2 separate regions of the Homo sapiens genome follow, and region 1 is linked to region 2. Evidence: read pairs that join two places in POLR2A ChIA-PET (ENCODE). Cell type or tissue: PC-9. All regions are shown on one strand. Each heading gives the region's core, and the rest is flanking DNA. Links, peaks and the distances in the headings are about the cores only. Region 1 overlaps PPP3CA (protein phosphatase 3 catalytic subunit alpha). Region 2 overlaps PPP3CA (protein phosphatase 3 catalytic subunit alpha).

Region 1 (11,496 bases), core at 2,102-10,101, 80 kb before region 2:
ATTTTTTCTGTTTACTAAATATAAACATATATATCCATCCATTTACAGAAGGTTTCAGTGAATATATGTACATAGATCAATTTTAGTGGTAATAAGTGATATTTTTTGGTCACTGAGTTCCTACTACATATCAGTTATTACGTGAGGAGCTTTTCAACATTATCTCAAGTCTCACAGCACTGTAAAGTAGAAATTATTTCAATCACTTGCACAGAAGTTTAAATGAGGAGCATGTTAGGTAACTTGTGGGCAGGATTAGAGCCTATGTCTGTTTTATTCTAAAGCCAATGATCTTCTCACTAGGTGGCAAAGCATTACCCTTAAAACATGCCCATTACACATAAAATGCAGTTGTTATGTGAAAGAATCTAGAACACAAGCATGAATCCATGTTTCAGTTTTACTTTATATGCAAATATTCAGATTTTATTTGTCAGTAGCATGATGAATACTTAACAGTTTTAGCATTAGGCCTTGATTAATTAAGCAAAAAATCAAAATCTGCTCCAAAAAAGACTTACCTTTACATCTGAAATTTTTATTTAAAATCATGGTCATACTGCCCCTGAAAATAATGTATTCTATCTAACAAATATAGTCACACTGTCTCCCATTGACCTCTACTGGACAGACTTTTGGTACTGTGCTCCCAGAGTCCTTTGACCAATCAGGATACATATTTTGCTAAAACCCTTCCTCTCTTTGCCTTTACCATTCTAAATTGCATAATTATCCAGAGTAAGTCAACTCCGAAACCTCTAAAGGTCTATCCTCAAAAAGGCCATGTCTATTCCCATCATAATTTTACCACTGGTCCCTTTCTAGAAATAAGCATTTACATTTGTCATGACACCTAGACATCACTAAATCTAACATAAAACCCTCAAGTTGGTAAGTGTTCTTCACACAGCCCTCATATTAATGGAAGTGTTACTATTGCCCCTCTTGTCCTAATTCCTCAGATTCAATCCAACCACACATAAACCACCTCTGACAAATCCTTTCCTCATCTTCAAAACTAGCATTCCCTGGTCACTCTTAGTCAGCAGATAATTATTTCTATGACCCCTGGCTAACTCTCAATGATTCTTATTTTGTCTGTGGAACCTAAGTCTATTGGTCAAATCAACTGTTTCTTGTTATCACCAATCTTACAAATCCCTTCATCATATTTGACTCCCCACAATTTTCTTCTCTTTCTTGAACTATCTCTCGAACGATCACCCACTCCCCCTCCATTTCATCTCACTCTCATCGTAGAAAACAAAAGAGGTGTCCAGGTCATCACAAGTCCTCATGTAAGTGTAATATTGGTTCCTAGAGTGGTTCCTAGAGTGCTAGTTAAAGAAAATAGCTACAGAACTGAGCCTAGATTTCATCTACACTACTTTTAGGGAGAGGTTTGCCACCCTTTGGATACCATCCCAAGGAAATTATTACCTTGCTGAAAAAGTTAACTGAAAAACAGTGGGTTATCTACCCACTGCTGAAGCAATTCACTTTGTCCCTGGACACCACCACCACTGGTCTCAATTTGGTGATTCATCAAATTAATAGAAACTCAGCATGCTGTCTTCCATAACTGCATCATCCTAGACATGATCCTGGCTGCAGAAGGGGGACTTGTGTAATGGTTGGAAGCCATGCTGTCTCTTTGTCCCCAGCAATCTATCTGATGTTTAAAGAGGTGAAACAAGTAATTTGTCTCATCACTGCCATCAAGGTGACACCAGTGACTTCATGCTAAGAGCAACTGGACAATACTGAATGAATATGCTTCGTGCAGTACTTATTTCAGGGTAAATACTTAATAAATACAAATTCTAAAAATATTTTAAAATATTTGAATCAAGATAATTTGTCAATCTTAATGCCTATTCTTCCATGTCTAGAAGAAATGTTTTCTTACAATTTTTCACATCTAACTGACCCACTCCACCATCACTGTCCTAAATTTCTAATGTTTTACTGTATTAATTTCTGAAGAATCACTCAGGTCTACATTCAAATACAAACATACTCAAAACCTACATGTAAAATATTATTTATATGAAGTCACCTCCATACTGTTAGTGCAGATAGTTATAATCTGCACTTGTAGTACATCATTCTGTAGTCACCCAAAAATGATAGGACCATGATTAATGCACCCAAAGTTATATGTGCAAGTTGGCCAACATTAAGAACATGTGGTCACATCTAGCAGAGATGAGCAGAGGTGGAAACTGGGGACCTTCGAGGCATAGTACTAGGAAAACCTAATATCCCTGTTTATCTGGAACAGTCCTGGATTAAATGTGCTGTGGTAGTATAATTAGTAACAGCTTCCCTGTTTACTTTCAAAAGTGTACCAGTTTGAAGGATAAATTGTAGTATCATCCAATTTGGCACCCATAATTAACAAGTGGGTTCTACTCATGATCTAAGAATTGGTAAAAAGCTAAAACATAGCTATGGGTCACTAGGGAGCTAGCAAAAATCATAACTGAGACAAAAAAGGACAGACTGTGAAAATAAAACCACTCTCCTTGCAGGCCATTTTTAAAAGGCCTGCATGTGAATCCACATTTAACCTACTGCCTGTGGACATCTGACAGTTAAGTTGTATTTCCTATTATTTATAATTGTATGCCTTAAATTTATTCTGGAAGTTGACCTTCCCTGATAATTACTGAAATTTCTTATTTTGAATCAATAATTAGCATTATATCTTACTACAGTAACCCTGGTAATAGAGAATTCACCAACAATATTCTCATACTGGGAATTTGAGAGCTACCCATAACCTAAACTAATGGTAAATTAGGTTTACGGGTCATGATGATGTTAGGGTAATAAATACTGCTTTGGCCAGGCGCAGTGGCTCACACCTGTAATCCCAGCACTTTGGGGGGCCAAGGAGGGAGGAACACTTGTGGCCAGGAGTTCAAGACCATCCTAGGCAACATAGTGAGTCTCTACAAAAAAATAAAATTTAGCAGGGCATGGTGGTGTGCACCTCATTAGCACACTATATTACTACATAATAGTCCCAGCTACTTAGGAAGTTGATATGGGAGGGTCGCTTTAGCCCAGGAGTTCAGGGTTACCGTGAGCTATGATTGCACCACTACATTCCAGGTGAGTGACAAAGCAAGACCCTGTCTCTAAAAATAATAAAATAAAATAAAATAGAATAAGTGTTGCTTTGATAATTTTTTAAAAATATTTAAGAATGTTAAAATAATATTGGTAAGTACTTTTTTCCCCTTTACTAGCTTTTCATGAGAATTTTTTCAAATTGGTAGACCATCACAAGTTTATGATCACCATATTAAAATTAAAAAAATAACATACTAAGTATCTCGACTTTCACAGACTTTTACTGGGTATATTATGGGCATTTATAAATATGTTGATGGCTACTAAGTAGAAGGAATTTAACATCAGAAAAGATATCAAATACTCAATACTCTAAAAACCTGAGGATCCTTTTTAAAACAAGGTCTACAAAGGTAACATAACAAAGCTCAAATAAAATAATATATTTCAAAGAAATGAAATTTACATAACTTAGAATATAAAGGGAAAACAAAAGTGTTTTAAAATTTATTTTAGTAAAAATAAAGTGGAGGTTCCTCTGTTATGCGAATAGTTTTGTCAATTTTTAACTTTCCTCAAATAAGTATAATCTGGAATCTAAAAGCAGGATTTGATAAAAATACACAGAAAAGCCCACTATACTTTGCAGCCAGACCACTCAAAAATCACATTTGACATAAAAAAGAAACACATTACAATGAAAGGATTATACAAAATAAAGTATCTTACAATTCTATGATTATATGAATGTTTAGCAATATGAATTTGCCATGAGAGGCACACAAATGAGTTGTCACATCTTTAGATAAGAAATTATGAGGAGACTTACATATAGGGTGAGACAGGCTAAACAGCACAATTAGGGATGTTATAAATTATAACCATGAGCACTAGGAAGCCTATCGAAATCAAAATAAGAGTTGACAATAATTTGATTGTAAAGTGATTTGTATGGAATAAAAAGGTAAGATTTTGAACAATTTCATATGTGATTATTTACTCTTAAGTTGTCATACTGGGCTATACTGTGCTTTTCTCTATTTCTAGGACAATAAAACCAGGAAAAATTGGAAAGCAGCCTTAATTTTTCTTTAAAAAAATAATTGCATAAAAGTATCTCTAAGACCTATCAACTTTTAAGGTGATAGACTGAGATTCAATTAACATTTTATTGGTATTAAACAAAATCAAATTGAATGAAACAATCATTAAGTACCTAATACAGACAGGCATTGGGACAGATGTTAAGATTGCTTTCAAGAAGTTTTAGATACAGTTATTTCCCTCAAGGAATTTTCAGGATAGCTGGGAGAGAGAAGATACTACCTAATAAACATTAAATAAAACAGGCTTAAGTATTAAAATGCACTGGGAACTAGGGGAAGAGAAAGACCTTGCTATCTGAGGAGTCAAGAAAATCTTTCCAGAAGACGTAGGACCTGAGCCTGCTCTTGAGCATTGTACAGAGTTCACGATGGTGGGGAAAAACAAAACAAAACCACAACAACAAAACAGAAGGCATACCTCAGATAGATCAAATTACTCGGATGTATCTCAAGTTAGAGAAACAAAGACAATCAAGGTTCATTAAAAGAACAATATATTGGCTTCTCTCTGGAAAAGAACAGGGTTTGCGGCAGGGACTGATGGTAGCTATGGTAGGATACATAGGTAACAATCTGCAGGAAAGGCATTAACAAATCTAGATTTTGTGTTTGACATGGTTTAGCTGTATGCCCATCCAAATCTCATAGTGAATTCCGACGTGTTGTGGGAGGGACCAGGTGGGAGATAATTGAATCATGGCAGTAGGGCTTTCTCATGCTGGTCTCATGATAATGAGTTAAGTCTCACGAGATCTGATGGTTTTAAAAATGGGAGATTTCCTGCACAAGCTCTCTCTTTGCCTGCTGCCATCCATGTAAAATGTGACTTGCTCCTCCTTGCTTTCCACCACGATTGTGAGGCCTTCCCATCCATGTGGAACTGTAAGTCCATTAAACCTCTTTCTTTTGTAAATTGCCCAGTCTCTGGTATGTCTTTATTAGCAGCATGAAAACAAACTAATACAGTATTAGAATGCAGGTGAAAAAATTTATTAAAAAGACCCAGCTATAACAATAGCTTAAATGTGATAAAAGCTTATTTCTTTAGATATAAGCAATTTGAGGTAACATGGCTTGTACACAATGTTGGGACCCAGTGGCCCTTCTGTCTTGTTGCTCTGCCATACCTGACATATGACCTCTGTCCCATGGTTAGAATGGCATCTTCAGCTCCTGCCATCCTAAGAGTATTGGCAAGAAGGGGAAAGGGAAGCAAGGAAGACATTAAAATTTTTAGTTGCATGATCTGAAAGTAACACATGCTACTTTTCCTCATACCGCACTGACAAAAACTTAGTGACTCAGCCATATATAGTGATAGAGGAAACTAAGAAATTTAGTCTTCAGCTGAGTGGCCATGTGTACCACTTAGAAAGAATAGAAACTAGACGAATGAAGGTTGAGATAAAATAGTGTATGATCAACTCAATCCTACAGAATAGTGTGTTACAATGTCCTCTAATGAAAACTATCAAAATCCTTTGCCCTGTTTAACTCTATTTGATATCTCAAAATCAAAAATATTTGTGATTAAAAATATATGAAAGCAATTTTAGAAAAAAATTTTGATTCTCAAAGTTACATGCTATAAAATGGGCACTGTGTCACCATTATGAACAATGCATCTCATCCCTTTTCTTGATCCAAGTTTTTTTATTTGATGTTGTGTGAAAGACAGACTGGAAGCTGTTGACTTTCTCTATCAAGGCTATTGCACTGCTTTGCTTTTCCACATTCTTGCTTCAATAACTCATCGCTCAACCCTACCTGATTCATCATAAATTATGATACACTTACCCTATGAACCTTGTGCCACACTGCTTTGAGAATCACTACTATGAGGAATGGCTAGTTACAGAGGCTTTCTAACTGTAAGTAGCAAATAGTGCATACATTCTACAGGCCCAAGCTCACAATTATGGGAAGACAAAAGTAGCTAGGTCAGAAAAAAGAGAAGTGACTCCCATAGACTTCCACTGGTCTGTAATTTTATGTCCTTTGACTCAACAGGGAAATGGATCAAAGACACAGAGCTAACACCACAGGATCAACTGAAAGAGAAAGAAATAGGTAGAGAATGGAACCTGACTATGCTCGTTAGTTGTGATACAGGCAGTTAAAGCCACAGAAGAATCTAACAAGGTGATGCTTGTAAGTTGAAGGAAGAAACTATCCAGGTCCTGAGATGGTATACTGTGCTGATTGAGAGCTTGAGGCCCAGAATCAGTTCCCTGCACTTGATTCCTGCGGCTGCATTTACTAAGGCTCTTATTGCCAAGCTTCAGCTTCTTTATCTATAACTGTGCTAATATGGTAGCTACTAGCCACAAGTGGCAATTGAGCACATGAAATATAGTCAGACTGAAATGTGTCTTAAGTATAAAATAAACATCAGAAGTAAAAGACTTAGTAAAAAAAAGAGGGCAAAATATGTTATTAACAATTTTATATTGATTACATGTTGAAATGAAAATATTTTGGAAAGCTGAAGTTATGAAATACATTATTAAAAATAATTTCACCTGTTTCTTTTAAAATTTGTAAGTGTCTCTTAGAAAATTTAAAATTATACATGTAGCTCACACTATGTATCTACTAGACAGATTTCCTTCTCTAACTTTGGGAATAGCAACAGTACCTACACCTCACAAGATTGCTCAACAGAGCATATAAAACCTTTAGTATATTGTTAGGCATGTAGTAAAGGTCCAAAGAATGCTAATTACCATTCTTTAGCACTTGGAGTTAGAAGGGAAGGGCTAAACTAGGTGCTTTATTCCAGGGTGAGGCAAGGGCTTATGGCTGCACACTGCCGCATCAAGCAGGAATCAGTCACTGGGGGAGCTGCGGCAGTCCCACAGAAATGCAAGAAGGAGCAGGAGGCAAAAAATTGCAAGCTATATGCCTTAGTTAAGCCAAAAGGGAGGTCCAAAATGTCTTTTTAAATGGTAGTCAAATGCCATCATGAAATTTTACTTGGTCCTATGCTAAAGTCAGTTGTTTAAATTGTCTCCTTAGATAGCCCAAATATATAAAATAATTCAGCACTTGCATGCCAAAATTCTTCTAACTAGGAAAAAAAAAAAGTAAAATTTCAGACAAGATTTGCGAGGTAATAATATTTTGTTATTTTTATGTGTTATACAATAAATACTATTTGATGAGAATTTTGAAGAAAGAGGTGGAAGGAAGAAGAAGAAAATAATTCTGGGGTTCATCCTTCACTGGAGGACCAACAGGAACTGAGGTCTTATGTAAATTATCTGAATTTCATTGAGGGGCATTAGAAGGATTTCAAGATTGTTTTAAAATGATTCCAATATCTCTAACACAGTACTTGAAAGCAACTTCTAAAGCTAAACTTTTGAAACATGGTCATGTGGGGGAAGACAAAAGAAAATAAAAACTATGTATTCACTTTAAAAATATTAACTAGCTCTTCAAACATTCTAATTTTTACTTCACCTCACTAACTTCACTACCTGTAGCATGCCTTCTTTACAGGTTGCATGATGTTGAGGGAATAATTTGATGCTTATAAACATGGGTGTCAATTAGAAACCTGTTTCAAAGCATTAGTGGAGAATATTAGGAGAAATTCCTATTCAAGAGTATTTTAATCAATGGTTTATGGCCACCTTCCCTGCCTCATAAGACACTGGGCTCTGGAACCAGACTGCCTGGCCTTGAGTAATATTTTAATGGAAGGGTCATGGCCTTAGAACCAAGAACTCCAGGCTGTGGACAGCCTAAGTCTATGACCCTGGGCAAGCTCTGTAAGCCTTTCTATGTCTCAATCTTCTCATCTATTACATGGATATCCAAAGAACACCTATCTCCCAGAGTTACTGCTGAGTTCATTCATTGCTTAAAACAGAAGCTGAAATATTAGCTCCTATCTAAAAATGGTTTAAGTTTCTTTATAGTGTACAAAAGAATAAAGGCGTATTTGAGGCCAATCAATATTATATTGTTTTGACGCATGATCCTTTAACTTACAATTTCTTCATTTCCCCAACTGAAATGATATTTGCCTAGTGTTTTCTTATTAGCATGTTGAAACATACTAAGAAATTGTTATAAAGACAGCCTGAGCTTTCTAGAAACCCTAGAAAGCTTTGACAAAGAGGTATAGAACGAAATACCCCCAAATAGTTTAGGGTTGCCAATGAGAGGGAGAAAAACTCACTGAAAATCCCTGCAACATTTTTCTGATTTAAATGTCAGAAAGCAATCTAAAGTTGCATATTATTTGGGAAATGTAAAATCCAAATAATGTACACTTTGTTGGTAGTTCCATGAACTGTTAAAAAGTCAATTACCCAAACATGAAATGAAAATGTATTTACATCCAAATGATTCTCAATCATCAAATATAAAGAAATTATTACTTTGACATGGGACTCTTTAGCAAAGCCCACCCTTGCATATATTTGGCTATTTACTTCTAGTTTTCTAATATATAATAGCTCATATTTCCCATTTTTTATTTTTCATTTTCTTCTTTCTAATTGATATACTGATAGCGCAAAATATGTTCATGAAAACAAAATTTATTTTCTTTCGAATTAAAACTCATTTGGAATTTAGAAAAGGTAAGTAGGGGACAGCTGTGGTTAGGAGGAACTATCTGCACACTCTGTCACAGCACAGCCCTCTCAGTCTTTACTTACATCCACAAAAGGGGAACTGCAAGCTATATTATCCAAATTAATGGAGTTTTTATAAGGTGTCTATACTTCTAATCACCAAAAACCATACACTAGAATCAACAGTTGATGTAACAGATACATAACAACAATACCGGTCACAATAGTAACAGATACAGCAATAACAACAAAAATTTACTACTCATTGGGCATATCTGTGCTGTGGTTGCAGCGTTTCACTCTTTCTGAGTGACAGGCATGACACTAACACCACTGAATAGATAGAAAGCTGAGATTTAAAGAGGTGAATATCCTGCTGAGTGGTACAAAGGTAGAAAGTGGCAGACACAAAATGCTAATTTAGAGATTCACAATTTTAATGTGGACACCATGCTGGATAGGGAGAAAATAAAGTTACTGCTGCACTGTCATTAGGTGATACACCTCAGGTGACCTGCACAGCAGAGATTAAATCACACTTCCTATTATCACCTCTTCTTATTTCTGTCATTTTTTTTTTAAGATAAACTGACTGAACCAGAAGTTTGAAAATAAACTGAGAATTCTAAACAGGCTACAGAGGAGGAAAAAAGTCTGTAAGATGGCTCATTGCCACCACGTCCTTAATAAACTAAGCTAACCAGCCACAAATTATTTTCTAAGGAGCTAAAATCTTCTCATGTATTTTTAACATTTCCTCAATTCAGAGTCTCAAGTGGAATGGATATTTTATATCAATAATACAGGCAATTTAATGTCTAGCTTTCACCTACCTTTGATATATATTTAATAAATATTACCAGCTTATCTCATGAAGAAGGCAAAGCAGTGGTTGAGATTAAGCTAAGGTCCACCTTTGAAGGAGTTGGCCTTTAATGTTTAAAACATAAGAAAGAGAATTTCAAATGAATAATGTGTTTCATGCTTGATTATCTGAGAATCTCTTATTCGCCAAATGGTATCCAAATATCCACTCAAACTTTACCTTTTAAAATTAAATGAAAAATATGTAACTAGAATTTTAAAGAGGATAATGAATTTCTACAAATGTCTGTGAGCAAAGCTGAGTTCTGAAACTTGCAGCCTGATTATAATGCTTTGTAAGAAAGAATCAGATTATGCTTATTAACAAAGACCAAAGCAAACATGCATATTACTTCGAGAAAACGGAAAGGGAAACACAAACGATCCTTTGTTTGAAATGAAAACAAATGTCTGCATGTCATTTCAAAAATATTCTTCATAAGCAATATAGGATGTATGATTCTGAGAGCAATTAAAAGAACTAGGTGTATCAAATGCATACCACCAGATGGCATCTTAAATTAGATAGCACATTCAGAGATCGTGAGAGTTAATAACTGCATTTCTGGGAATCAGGTTCATGAATTCCAAGTATATCTTTTCGTATTAAAATATCTGACACAAATCATAAAATCCAGAGAAAACTAACAATAATACTATCTTGAATATGACAAAAATATATGAATCTGAAAAGAAAAGCAGTGAAATAAAATGGTGATCTTGACATCTATTTATATGAAGATAAATAAGTCATTAAAAATAGAGGCACAAGGCAAAAGAAAACTTGGTTAATCATTTGAGGCTTCCCTTATTTCTATCTAAAATTTTTCTTCCTACTACTCTTCATATTAAAATACAATGTTGTTTCATAAAAATTTCTGAAAAACACTTGATTATCTCATGGATAAGATTTTTTTTCTGTCATTGTATAATCAGTATAATCCTACTTTTTCAAAATACATTTTGCTATAAATATTATTTTCATATGATGAACGCGATCTAAAAATGTAACTTCTTAAGACTTTGTTATCTCTTTTAGATATGGATTTACATATATGTATATAGTTTGCTACATAGACCTTTTAGGGTTTAATATGAGGAAAAGAACATTGGGCTCTTTTGAAGGCTTTTCCCTACCTCCTCAACAGACTGACTTAGGTATCAAACCATTCCACAGACTTTCATGTTACTTCATAAGGCAATGCTCAGTGATGCTGCTGGCAAGGCAGACAAAATACAGGAGAAGAATAGCTATCTGACCTCCAGGTCAAACACAAAGCCAGGACTGAACTGCCTGAAGGCCTTCTCTCAGGTAATATATTTTCCATTAGCAAGGTGTGGACCTAAAAGCATTTAGTTTATATTTTTAATAATATTACACTTTATATACCAAGACAGTAACTTTACAAAATAGTAAACTAGCTGCATGAAAAATTTATATTCTTTTTATTTTATAAATCCACTAAACCACAGATTCTTCTGTAAGAAACAACTTCCAAACAGACTTGGGTGTTCGTCAACTATCTCATGTGTCTGTGTCCAAAACGCTCCACTAAGAAGACAGAAATCAATAAAATCAACAAACTCAGGAAAACAGAACAGACTAAAAAGATAACTGCTATGTAAATGGTTACACTAACACAAAGAAACACACACATATATAAACACATACTCTAGAGGTTTTCGTATATTTCCATTATATTATTATCATAATTTACTATGTACAAATCAGCCGTGCAGTTATACTAAAATTATTTTTAAATAGAATAATATCCACAAAACCATAATGCATGTTTATGTCCTCAGATGTTCAACATTTAGTAGGATAACAGTATGAAACAAAAATATTATTCAGG
Region 2 (11,496 bases), core at 1,824-9,823:
GTTTCCAAAACGTGACCAAAAATAATTTCTCTTAAAACCATGTTAGCAAATGAAACTGTGTTCAAAACAAATTTATTAACATTATGTCCTACTTGTCCAGAGGCAGGGAAACGTAAAAAAATTCCCTGAAATAAGTAGGTGTCCAAAAACTATCTGCTGCAAAAACAAATATATACATAAATGATTCTCAAAATAAAGCACAATTCCAGTAGTAGTAAAGCATCCAAAACAATACACAACCAGTTATCAAAAAAGTCTTGACTTTAATCAAGAACACTAAATCTGAAGTATAAATACAAAATTATCATAAACTTATTGATGGTCAAAACTATAGAATACAGAAGTTAAGGAAAACATCACGAAGAAAGTGGACATTGTAGAGGATTCTTAAGGAACTATCCAAATGGATTACCACTGAGGTAAGAAACTATGGTCTAGATCCCTCAAGGTCAACTTGCCCAAATTTTCTGATGAGCCAATGAACCACTAGCAAGCAAAAGGAAAGAGAAGGGCTGGACAAGAGGCAGCTGCACTGTCCACACCTGAGTCTTCTTCTTGGACAAGAAGATAACCTATATGTTCCCTCAAATCTCTCAATGTTTTAGACACTAACTTTCCAACTGGAAACAGTAAATACTATCTAAATTAGAGTTAGCTAATCAATGATCTCTGCTTTGATAAGAAATGTGTGACTTTAACACAAAACCATAATCCTCCTGAGGAATTTTTCATTCCTTTGAATTTTTTTCTCTTTCTTGTTTACCTACTACTGAGCTAAACTACTCCTTTACCACCACCCATTTCCTGGTCCTCATCTCTTTACCTGAAGAGCTTGAGACTTCCTTTGCTAAAACTCAGAAAGAAAGGAGAAATGGTAAGCCTGGCTCTTCTCTCAAGCTTGACAATGAAGTCCAGTTTCCTTTCCCAAAAGAAATTAAACATCTGTGAAATCAAATGTCTTTTAGGAGAAACCAGACAAGTGAACTGTTGAAGCCCAACAAACCACACTCCAAATCAGGATTTCCACCCAGGTCTTCCTGCTACTAAAGGGAGCATCTAACATTTGCCCAGAGTCAGAAGACCTGGTTTCTGCTTCTGAGTTGTCAGCTGACTCCATCTGGAGAGCAGATGACACCTCTTCAGCTCTGCTCTGGGTTTCTCCATCTACCAAAAACAAGAACCAGAGGTGTTCTTCAGTTTATATTTAAATACTTTTATTGCTGCAAGCACTTCCTTCTCTTGACTCTGAGGAAAGTCACACTACAAGTACTTTCCTCCTCTATCATCATTCCTCTCCAGCCACCCCCCACATACCAACGGTTTCCTCTCATGTGTCCTTGAGATAAATTCAATTGTGATAACTAGTCAGAACATGGGTCATGAACCCAGCGGATAGGAATCTTACTGCTAAACACGTTTGTTTTCAATTTCATGGTTTTCTTCCTCCTTTCCCAGTTGACAGGAAGGCAATCATTCATTCATTCAGCAAGCAAGCAAGCATCCACAATGAGCCTGGATGCCACATGGACCACGATCACCAAGGAGATCGATAAATCCCAGTAAGTTCAGTTGCCCTCCACTCCACAGACCAGTCCCCACAGTGGGCACCATTTCCTTACAGGTCAAAACTTTGTTCTTTTTTGTACCAGATAATTTATTTTCTGGAGCTAAAAGTAATATTTCTAAGTGCTAGCTTAAAAAATGTGTTTCTGGCATGACGTAAAAGTAACCTGGTCAGGATTATAAAGTACATCATTATAAGCCAGATTTATTTATAGTGTCACATTGAAATCATTATGTTCAGGAAAATTTACAAATTCTGAAAGTTGTTTTAGATTCCTTGGACTAAAATACACACACACACCATCCTAAAGGATGTTGACTTTCCATCAGAACAGAAGATCTGGACTGGCAAATTAAAATAAGTTGTCAATCTTCTGCCACACGCTCTCTTCTCTTACACTGGTATATTGTGAATATGCTCCCACTTTATCAGCTTCATGCCCCTAAAATCTGTGCAAGCCACACAACCTGTTTCCAAAGTATATGTTTAAATAAAGTGCTAAGAGCTGTCAAGGCACGAACATAAGAAAGTTCCTGACCAATGTTAATAGTAATTACTCCTTCCTTTCAAGGCAGAAACTGCTGTCTTCAGCCTCATCCAATTTTAGCAAGGTGACCAGTTTAGAAAGCATTATTGTAAAATGCAGTTTTACTGATTCCAGTTTCTCTTAATGACTCATCTTCAGCTGCACAGGCTTCTGAATACGGGGCAAATCGTATCAACGACAAAGGTGCAAACTGCTATTCTAATAAAGATCTTGGCATCACAGGATTTCATACTGTCTGTAATTTAAATCTTACCTTAGATTTTCAGAGATGGAAAAGAAATGGTGTGTTTGTATGTGTGTGTCTGTATACGTGCAGTATCAGAAATATAATAACTTTAAAACTTTCTTAACATGCTGGCTTCCTTTCTGGTCTTACAGAACACTTCGTAATCAAAACAAAACAAAAATATTGGAAGTCTAGCACAAAATTTAAATGACCTGATAAAATCATTCCTTAAAATAGCACATCTGATTTCCCAGAAAATCTTTTACTTCCTAGCACCATTCTAGTCCATATGGAAATACCCAAGATCTCTATGGAATGACAATAGGTCATCTAAATAAGCCTTTATATTAAATGATCCTTCATCAAAAAATGCAAACTCTGTTTCAGCCCTGATGAGCCAAATTATTAACTAAACGATGAATGCCAGCAGCATATTGTAACTTTCCCTCTCTCTCTAAAATGTAAGTCCAAACTATCTTCTGCCCCTGAAAAAGCAACCTTCGTTCATCAAAAGTAATTCATTCTATAAACTGCCCTCTGACAATCTCACAATGATTTCTCAGTCATTATCATCAGGTAAATTATCCACATAAAAGGTATTAATTTATCTTTCTAATTAACATTGTCACCTACTTTCTGGTTACTTCTATCTGGAGTAAGCTAGAAGGAAGTTCCACTAAAGTAAATCACTTAATTACTTCCACTGTCCCAGGGAATAAATGAGTTCTTAAAAGAAAGGATACAAAAGAAAAGGGGTTAGAGGTATCATTTTCACAGAGAAAGCACAAGCCAATGGCAAAAGAACAAATGATTTTTTGACAAGATCTTCCACAAGCAAGGTAACATCATCACTAACTTCTGTTGAGCATTTACTATATAGCAGTCTCTAGCTAAACACTTTATGTGTATTGCTTTACTTAATTTCCATAAAACTGCATCAGGTAGGTACCATTCATATCTCCTAGAAATAAGGAGCTGAGGTCTGGCTAACTAAATCATTTGACCAAGATTAAAACAAATGGTGGAGATGAGACTCTTACAGCATATCAGAGGTAAACTCCTTCAAGAATTGTAATAGAAGTATAGTCAGTTTTCAATCACAGTATTGAAAGTATGGTATTGTAGAAAATACCATAAAAGAAGGCAACATATCTAGCACTGAGCACTCCAGACTCAAATCCTTAAATCTGGAGCAAAAATATAAATTTCTTTACTCTTTAGTATTTGTAACAAGATATTCTGTCTACCATAATGTAACATTATTGCTGCATAATATTTACAACTTCCAGATTTTTAAAAGACATTTTCCAAACATCTGCATTTCTTCCAAAGCATTTGCAAACACCACAGTTAACTCTTTTCAGCAAATCAGTCTGAAAAAAAATAAGCATTGTCCTTTATAAGTGACTAATGTAGTATAATTATTTTCACTTTAAAAAATAGAACTTCACTTTCTTCAAAAGTATCAGTGATCTCATTGCAAAGCATTACCAGAAATTTACATATAAGTTTAGAAATATCTAATTAACTGTGAGCTCTGCAAATTCCCAAATCAACTATAAAATCATCATGAGTTTTCTCACACATTCTTCTGAAGAACTCATTTCTAAAAAAACTTACAGTCAATGTGTGTTTTAACTTCCCCTCTCCCCCCACCCAAAAAAAAAGCTATCAAAAGAAATAATCAAGCATTAATGATTATTCTTCCCAGAATTATTTAAGGTAATCTATTCTAACTACTCATATTTTTCTGTAGGATTAAAGTATGAAATATTCAGAGAGCTTATTAACCTTCCTATACAATAACAAAAAAAATACATTCAATGATTTTTCTAAGAATTATTCAATGAATTAAAAACTGACCAGGAACTAAGGTAAATACAAAGACCGATTTTTACCTCAGCAGTTTTTATATTACATTTATTTTTTTCTTTAGCAAAAAAAGAAGTATCCACCAAGTCCCCCCTCATTTTACTAATAATCACTCTGCAAATAGGCAGTCAAAGGCAGTGTTATCTATACTTTACAGAAGCACTTTAAGTGAAATTAATAACAAGAGTATATACAAACCCCTCCAGTCTTCTCCCTCATCCAAGATTGAAATATTTCTGGTCTGGTAATGTCTTAATTCATATCGTTAAGGCACATTCCAATTAAAACAACCCAAATATAAGTATATATAATTATTTACATTATTGAAATCTTTAATTTGTATTTATTTTTTGTCTGGGTTTCCTTTTTATGTTGGGAAAAGAATACTTAGCAACAAGTGGATGCTTATGTTCTCTTAAACTAGTAATAAAAATAAAATGGCACTTCATATTGTAAAGGCTAGAGGGAACCTTAGGAAGTGGCTAGTTTGAGCTTCTCATTTTGCAGAGAAGAAAATGAGATAGAGGCAGGTAAGTAAGGTGCTCAAACACATGAAGTTAGGTGGACTCTAAACCTCTCAGACTATGATGCAGGTCTCCTGACTCTCATGGTTTTGTTCTCCTGGAATATGGCATACTCCATAACTTTCAACTGTATGTGTGCCTTCTAGGAATAATCAGAAAAATGTGTGTCAAGCTTATGTGAGCTCTAACTATCCACCTGACCACCTTACTCCCATAGTTAGTGGGCTGGCTACTTTGCTAAGAAGAAAATTTGTATTAAGCTTTACACACATGGTTAACCCTGTGGCCCTTGTAGGCTCTCTGTCAGGGGAAGGGACAGAAAAACAAAGGAAGGAGGAAGGTGCAGAAGAGCACTCAACTGGAGAGAAACAACACTGAAAATATACCAATAGAATCCACAGCAGCTATAAAGAGAATGAGCTTATGATGCACAATGCAGTGCATACTGTGTGTACATGGTTGGGAAGATAAAATTAAGCTGAACACTTGAATCCCCTATCCTTGAGAGATATTTTTCATTTTCTTTAGCTTTCAATCTTATCAAGAAAAAATTCAGGACAAATACATGTCACTAGGCAGCAGTAGCTATTGCAGAGTATGTGGGAATATGTCATCTTTGCTCCGCCTCAGAAAATCTTAGACTGACTAGTCCAGTGACCCTTTAACTCTGGTTGGACAGTCCAATTGTCTGAAGAGTTTACACAAAAAACTACTGCTTAGACCCCATTCCAGATAAATTAAATCAGAATTTCTAAGAGTGGGGTCTAGGCATCAGTGCCATTCTTGTCCCTGTTACTGTAAAAGATGTGGTGTATCTCATTCAATCTTATAATCAACAAACAAATGTTTTTGTTAATACTTCCTTCACAGAGGGCAATAAGGCTCACAAGAAAAGACAGACAAGGTGTGTTCCTTACTGTCAATTAAGGTAACTTTCTAAAATTCTAAATTGTTTTCCACTGTCAACTTTACATTTCCATTTTGATATCTAGTGTTTTTTTTTTAATGTTTACCATGATTAATGGGAAAATGCAACACCCTGCCCTGCCCCCACCCATATGCACACACAAAGACCAGAGTGCCGTGCTGACCACTAGAAGCATCTCTCCAGACTGACAGGGGTCTATTGATTAAATTGTCAGTTCTTTTGTTCAGACAGGAAAAAAAAATCCACTTAACCACATTATCATCTAACCCATATTAGCTTTATTTTATATTGTTTCTACTAAGGTACCATTCAAGGGTTTTATATAAATGGAATAGAAATCTATATATACTATGCAAATTATCTTCTCCTGATCACTCTTCTCACTTTACCAGGTTAGAAATTCATGTCAGTTAGGTTGACAGAGAAGATGGTAAAAAGGGTGCCTTAACTCCGTAATAATTACTGGGAAGAGTCTCCATCCAAAACCATCTTTTCACAAGATTAGCTTAGTACACTGATTCTCACAGTACTTAAATTAGCAATTTGACCCCAATATCGAAGTCTATGTCTAGATTTCAAAATAGACATAAAAAGTAATATGTCTTCACATAAAGTTCTTCATTTACATCAAATAAATGAAATAAGGCATGAATCATTTTCATATCTTTTTCCCCCATGTCTTTTTCCCCCAAGGCAGGAACTGTTTCTGTTGTCTGTCCTTCCTTTTTATTTATTTTTTATGACCCAGCACTTTATTAGTAAATGAGAAGTCACTGTAGCTCACAGTTGCATTTGAATTTTTTGACTTTTTAATTTTAATAGGAATTGAGTCTTTTTTTAATCTTTAGTTTAATATGAAAACTGAAATGACTTCTAAGGCATACGAAGGCAGGAAAAATCAGCACCTTAAGACAGGGCAAGAAAAAGAAAGTTAACAAAAAGAAAAAATTAAAATAAAAGAAGGAAGGAAAAACATTTCCTTTGAAAACATTCTTCATGAATCAGTTTTTTGAGACCAGCAAGCAATTACTATTTAACATACAGAAAAATGCAAAATGTACAAATGCACATAAAATTCAGTTTGTTGTGCAGATCTTTGTCCCTCAGTCTCAGTGTAAATCCAGATTCTAAAAGCCCAGTTGCACAGTGACCTTCAATTTCTCACAATGGTTTATTAAGTTCAAATAATCACTAAGCAAATATCTCATTTAATCATTCAAGAAAAGACAACAAACTCAAATGCCTATAGGAGCCAGGGGAGGCAAAGTAAACATAGCATGTATGAGGGAAGACAGGATAGAGGAGGCAAGGTAGAGTTCTGGTGATATATGCCCTTATTAAAGGAGGTAGCAGGGAAAAGTCAGATTTTATCTTCTGAATCCCCTATGATGGAAACTAATACAAACTGTTTAAATCTCTTTTAGGCCAAACAATTCTCTCTGAGGGGGAAGTAGCCTTCAGCTCTGGTCTAGACGATTAAAAGAAAAACAATTCAGGAGAGAAACCAAAAATTTATATTACCACTATATCCATAAGAATTTGGCTGAATTTTGTTGTATTGTAGGTTATAATTTGTTAGCCATATGAAATAATGCAATAGAGCCTGTTTTCCAGAGTCTCCCTCTGTCACCCAGGCTGCAGTAGTGGTGCAAACAGGGCTCACTGCAGCCTTGACCTCCTGGGCTTAAGCGATCCTCCTGCCTCAGCCTCCTGAGTAGCTGGGAGCCAGCTACTCTTTTATTTATTTTTTTTATTTATTTGTAGAGACAGGGTCTTGCTCTGTTGCCCAGGCCAGTCTGAAACTCCTGGGCTCAAGTAATCTTTCCACCTCAGCCTCCCAAACTGCTGGGATTACAGGTGTGTGCCATAGCACCCAGCCCATGTCTGCTTTCTTCAAGATATTTAATCATGAGTTTTTCTTAGTAAATTGACCTGAATCCCAAAGAATAGAAAGATTATCACAAACAGAGAAGATAGGCATAAAGAAGACCAAACCACTTTTAATGAATGGTGATTCAAGGAAAGGATAACTAAACATGAATCACTTGGAAACATGAATAAATACAAACAGTGAGTTTTTGTTCATTCACTTCTCTGCTTGTGTCAGCATTTTGAAGGAGAAGATGAATGAAAGGTAAGGAGTGGCTAAATTCCAAAGTCAAATGATAACCCAAATAAAAACCACACAAGATAAACAACAGATATACAAACACTGCTTCAAAACAAACATAACTCATTTACCCTGATCCCAAAATAACAAAATTAAACCATCTAAGAAACTCCACTGGTCATTCACTTACAAAGTAGAGAAAGACCTGGTCATGTAATAGAGGGGAATAAACATAGAAAGCAACATAAACGTCTTTAAGATAATGCAGCTCACATGCTCTACCTAGAAAAAAAAAGTGTTTCTTTAATGTATTTGTGATAGCATACAGAGGGATTATGGAATTTACATGTTACTGCCTGTGGATGAATCACCTTTATATATAGAACTACCTTTACATACACAAAGAGGAAGTAAAATAATTTATACCTCAACAGGTTTATTTACTTTCTTACCAAGTGACTTAGATATAATAATAATTAATAATTCCAGACTGTTTTCACTATTTCTTACCTCACCTATTTCCTCTACTTTTCATGAAAACTCTGTATTTTCTTACATCAGTTCCCATATTCTTATTCTTTTAACTCTGTCAAAATATGTAAAGCCAGTAAATTACTAACAGAAGAAAATAAAGAGAATAAAAGTTGCATACAGCTCTATACATTTACTATTTATATCTTACATCATAAGTATTTACATCATAGGTACAAAAAATAAATAGGATTATTAAGTGAATGCATTTTTCAATCAAGTTATTAAATTTAGATATGGCCCTAGCTATGTTTACTACTAAATTATAAGAATGGTTACTACTACATTATAAAAATCAGTTACAGTATTATATAGCGTGATTAATCTTTCTCATTTAAAATCACAGTGTTATTCAGTCTATATCAACTGTCCATTAAAAACAAAATTAAAAACCTATAATTAAAGATGGCCTAATGAAATCTCAAGGAAATATCAAGGTTGGGATAAACATGAAGAAATTTCTTTACATTGACAGACTCAGAGATGACTGGATGAGAAACAAGAGTACAGTCCATACTAGACCAGTCCATACAGGTCTAGCAATTGAACCTGAGTTCAACTAGTGAAAGTGAAATTTAAAATTAGGGGCTATGTGTAGCAAACACAAACACATTCACTAAAGAAAATTAAGAGAACAGTATCTTTCCAGTAGTATCTCTGGGTATAAAAGGAGAAAGTAAGTAGCAATTGCTCAATCATTATTGATTACTGATACTGTCCTCTCTCATATAGAGAATGTGACCAACTATTTTCTTCATTTAAGCCAAATTCTGTAGGAGCATGAGACAGACGAACACCCCTAGCTGTCCTTTTCAGAATACCATGCCTAGCTGTCTTTTTCAGACCACTGATAGGGCCATGGTGTGAAGTCAGACCTTATTACCAATCTGCCTCTGCCCTGGGGCGTCCTCAGTTAACTAGGAATGAAATAATATGTATACACAGATTTCCACAACCTCAAACTGAGTAGGAGGACTCTAGATAATGGAACTTAATTACTTCAGTGTTAGAAAAAAGTATATTAGTGGATAATCCATGTACTGTGCAGAATATGCATTAAATATAGAATTAATGGCTCATCTAAAAGTTGAATAAAATTCAATTTCCACAGAATCAAAGGTTTTCACAAGCCAATGTAACACATAATAGGTATGAATTATCCATAAATGTGAATAAAGATTTCTTTCCAACCAATATTTCTCAGGGCCTATGATACGCTAGGAATTGTGTTATATACTTGGGATTACAATGTCCTTGTAGTTCAGGTACTCATTATTTAGTGTGAAAGACAACCAAGTAATCAAATAATTACAGTACAGAAACTGTGCTACGACTCCTGCTTTTGAGGGCTATAAGCATAAAGTTTAATAATGGAAGTGCATGAAGCCCGTACTATACTGAGATGGGAGGCAGGAGGGGATAAGCGGATCTGAGGAATGGCCTCTAAAGGAGATGACACCTAATCTGACAAAGAAGTGTAGGGAAATGTGTCCAGGCAGATTAATATTAACATACGCTATCTCTGGAAAATGCAATTTATACTAGTAACAAAAGTGAACTCCAGACTGACAAAATTACTAAAAATGTTCAATAAATTGAGTCCAAGATGAGATTTGTATTGTGCAAGAATTTATAACCATAGTTTATACACCAATATTTACTCCACTATTAATATTTATACTATCGATACTATTGTTAACTTGCATAAGAAGATGGTTTTTAAACTTTTAAAACCTTTTTAGTTGAAATAAATAATTTCCTCCTTTTCAGGGACTATATTTGATAGCCTGAGTTAAAATCAATATGCCTAACCAACATGATGAGACCTCGTCTCTACAAAAATATTAACAAGTTAGCCAAGCATGGTGGTATGTGCCTATAGTTCCAGCTACTTGGGAGGATGAAGCAGGAGGATTACTTGAGTCCAGAAGTTTAAGGTTGCAGTGAGCTATGATTGTGCCACTGAACTCCAGCCTGGGGAACATAGAGAGATCCACTCTCTAAAAAACATAAATAAGTAACAATAACAATAATAAAAATCAATATGAAGAAGAAAAATTGATAAATTCTCATTAATTTTCAACTAAAGCAAATGGAAAAGAGGTATTACTTCTTTTCTGCAAAAATACCTGCACCTAATCATCGGTGAGAGAAGTCTGAGAAAAGAAGGCAAAATTCTGTCACATCTCAGTGATTACATTCTTAAGCTGGTACACAGTAATTCGTAGGCCTTCAACAATTTCAGAGAATTCCAACCTCACAGTTTTTATGGTGCCATAGGACCACAATGCTGAAATCAACTTAAATACGTAAAACCATCTTCCTCTACAATAGTACCCTAAATATGTCTATACCACTATAAAAACCTGCAACTCGGACAGTCAACAATACATAGAGTAACACTGTATTTAACTGCTAATGAACTAAAGATAATAAAATTGCAACTTTATCTCACCTCTATACCTAAATAAACCTAAGGAAGATTCGCAGCCTATAACAATCCCTATAGCATATTATTTATACTTGCTGGAACACATTAGGCTTAATGTATTAGTCATATATACAAGTAACATATCTGAACCAAATGTCCAAGACTTCTGCGCACTCAAGATATCTTCCTTAAGATAATATGGGAAAAAAAAGTCAAAGGACAATATCACAATTTGATGTCTATGCTGTGTTCCTAAAACTGGTCTTGGTATTTGATTATTTTATTCTTTTTACTAAGTTGTCTCATGGGACGTCCTGCTAAATATCAGCTGCCCAAAGTTTATAAACTATTTGTTCAGCCCAGGAGAAAACTGCTATGAAAATTACAGAAGAGCAGATATAAAATTCATTTATCATGTCTAATTGTACCAACTTAGTCAGCATTTTTCATTTTTATTGTTATCTTTTAGCAATGTTGTTCCCTGTCTTCAAAAATTTGTCAAGAAGATTGAGATCCACTGCTGTAAGATTACACAGATGCCCTCCTCATCGTCTATGACAGGCTATAATAAATCTTGCCAGACTTAACTTTAACTACTCTTTATTTACGATTCAGACTATAATTCACCATATACCCTTATGGAAGAATCATCTTTCCAGAAGCCTAGCAACAATCATGCCACTATCCTCCTCAAAATATTCACTAAATCTTCATTAGCTCCACATTCACAAGTGAATTAAATGCAACTTTCTTAGTTCATCAC

The links. ChIA-PET counts read pairs that join two places held together with the same protein. Peaks named below come from ENCODE experiments on the same cell type or tissue, not always from the same donor. Only the 100,000 strongest peaks of a DNase experiment are listed, where the experiment ranks them.
Region 1: POLR2A ChIA-PET joins it to region 2 with 8 read pairs; 2 of 35 experiments call an interaction of 5 or more read pairs at or near these places.

What each region holds. Positions count from the first base shown.
Region 1 is chr4:101,177,904-101,189,399 of GRCh38, forward strand. All of the region lies in intron 2 of PPP3CA (protein phosphatase 3 catalytic subunit alpha), which reads right to left. Among named protein-coding and RNA genes, the nearest start is that of MIR8066, 57 kb to the right of the region's middle. In PC-9, for the core only: no CTCF peak of the experiment used is centred there; a DNase peak (open chromatin) is centred at 5,948.
Region 2 is chr4:101,257,869-101,269,364 of GRCh38, forward strand. The region is part of intron 1 of PPP3CA (protein phosphatase 3 catalytic subunit alpha); the gene reads right to left. Among named protein-coding and RNA genes, the nearest start is that of MIR8066, 23 kb to the left of the region's middle. In PC-9, for the core only: no CTCF peak of the experiment used is centred there; a DNase peak (open chromatin) is centred at 8,123; H3K27ac peaks cover 990 bases.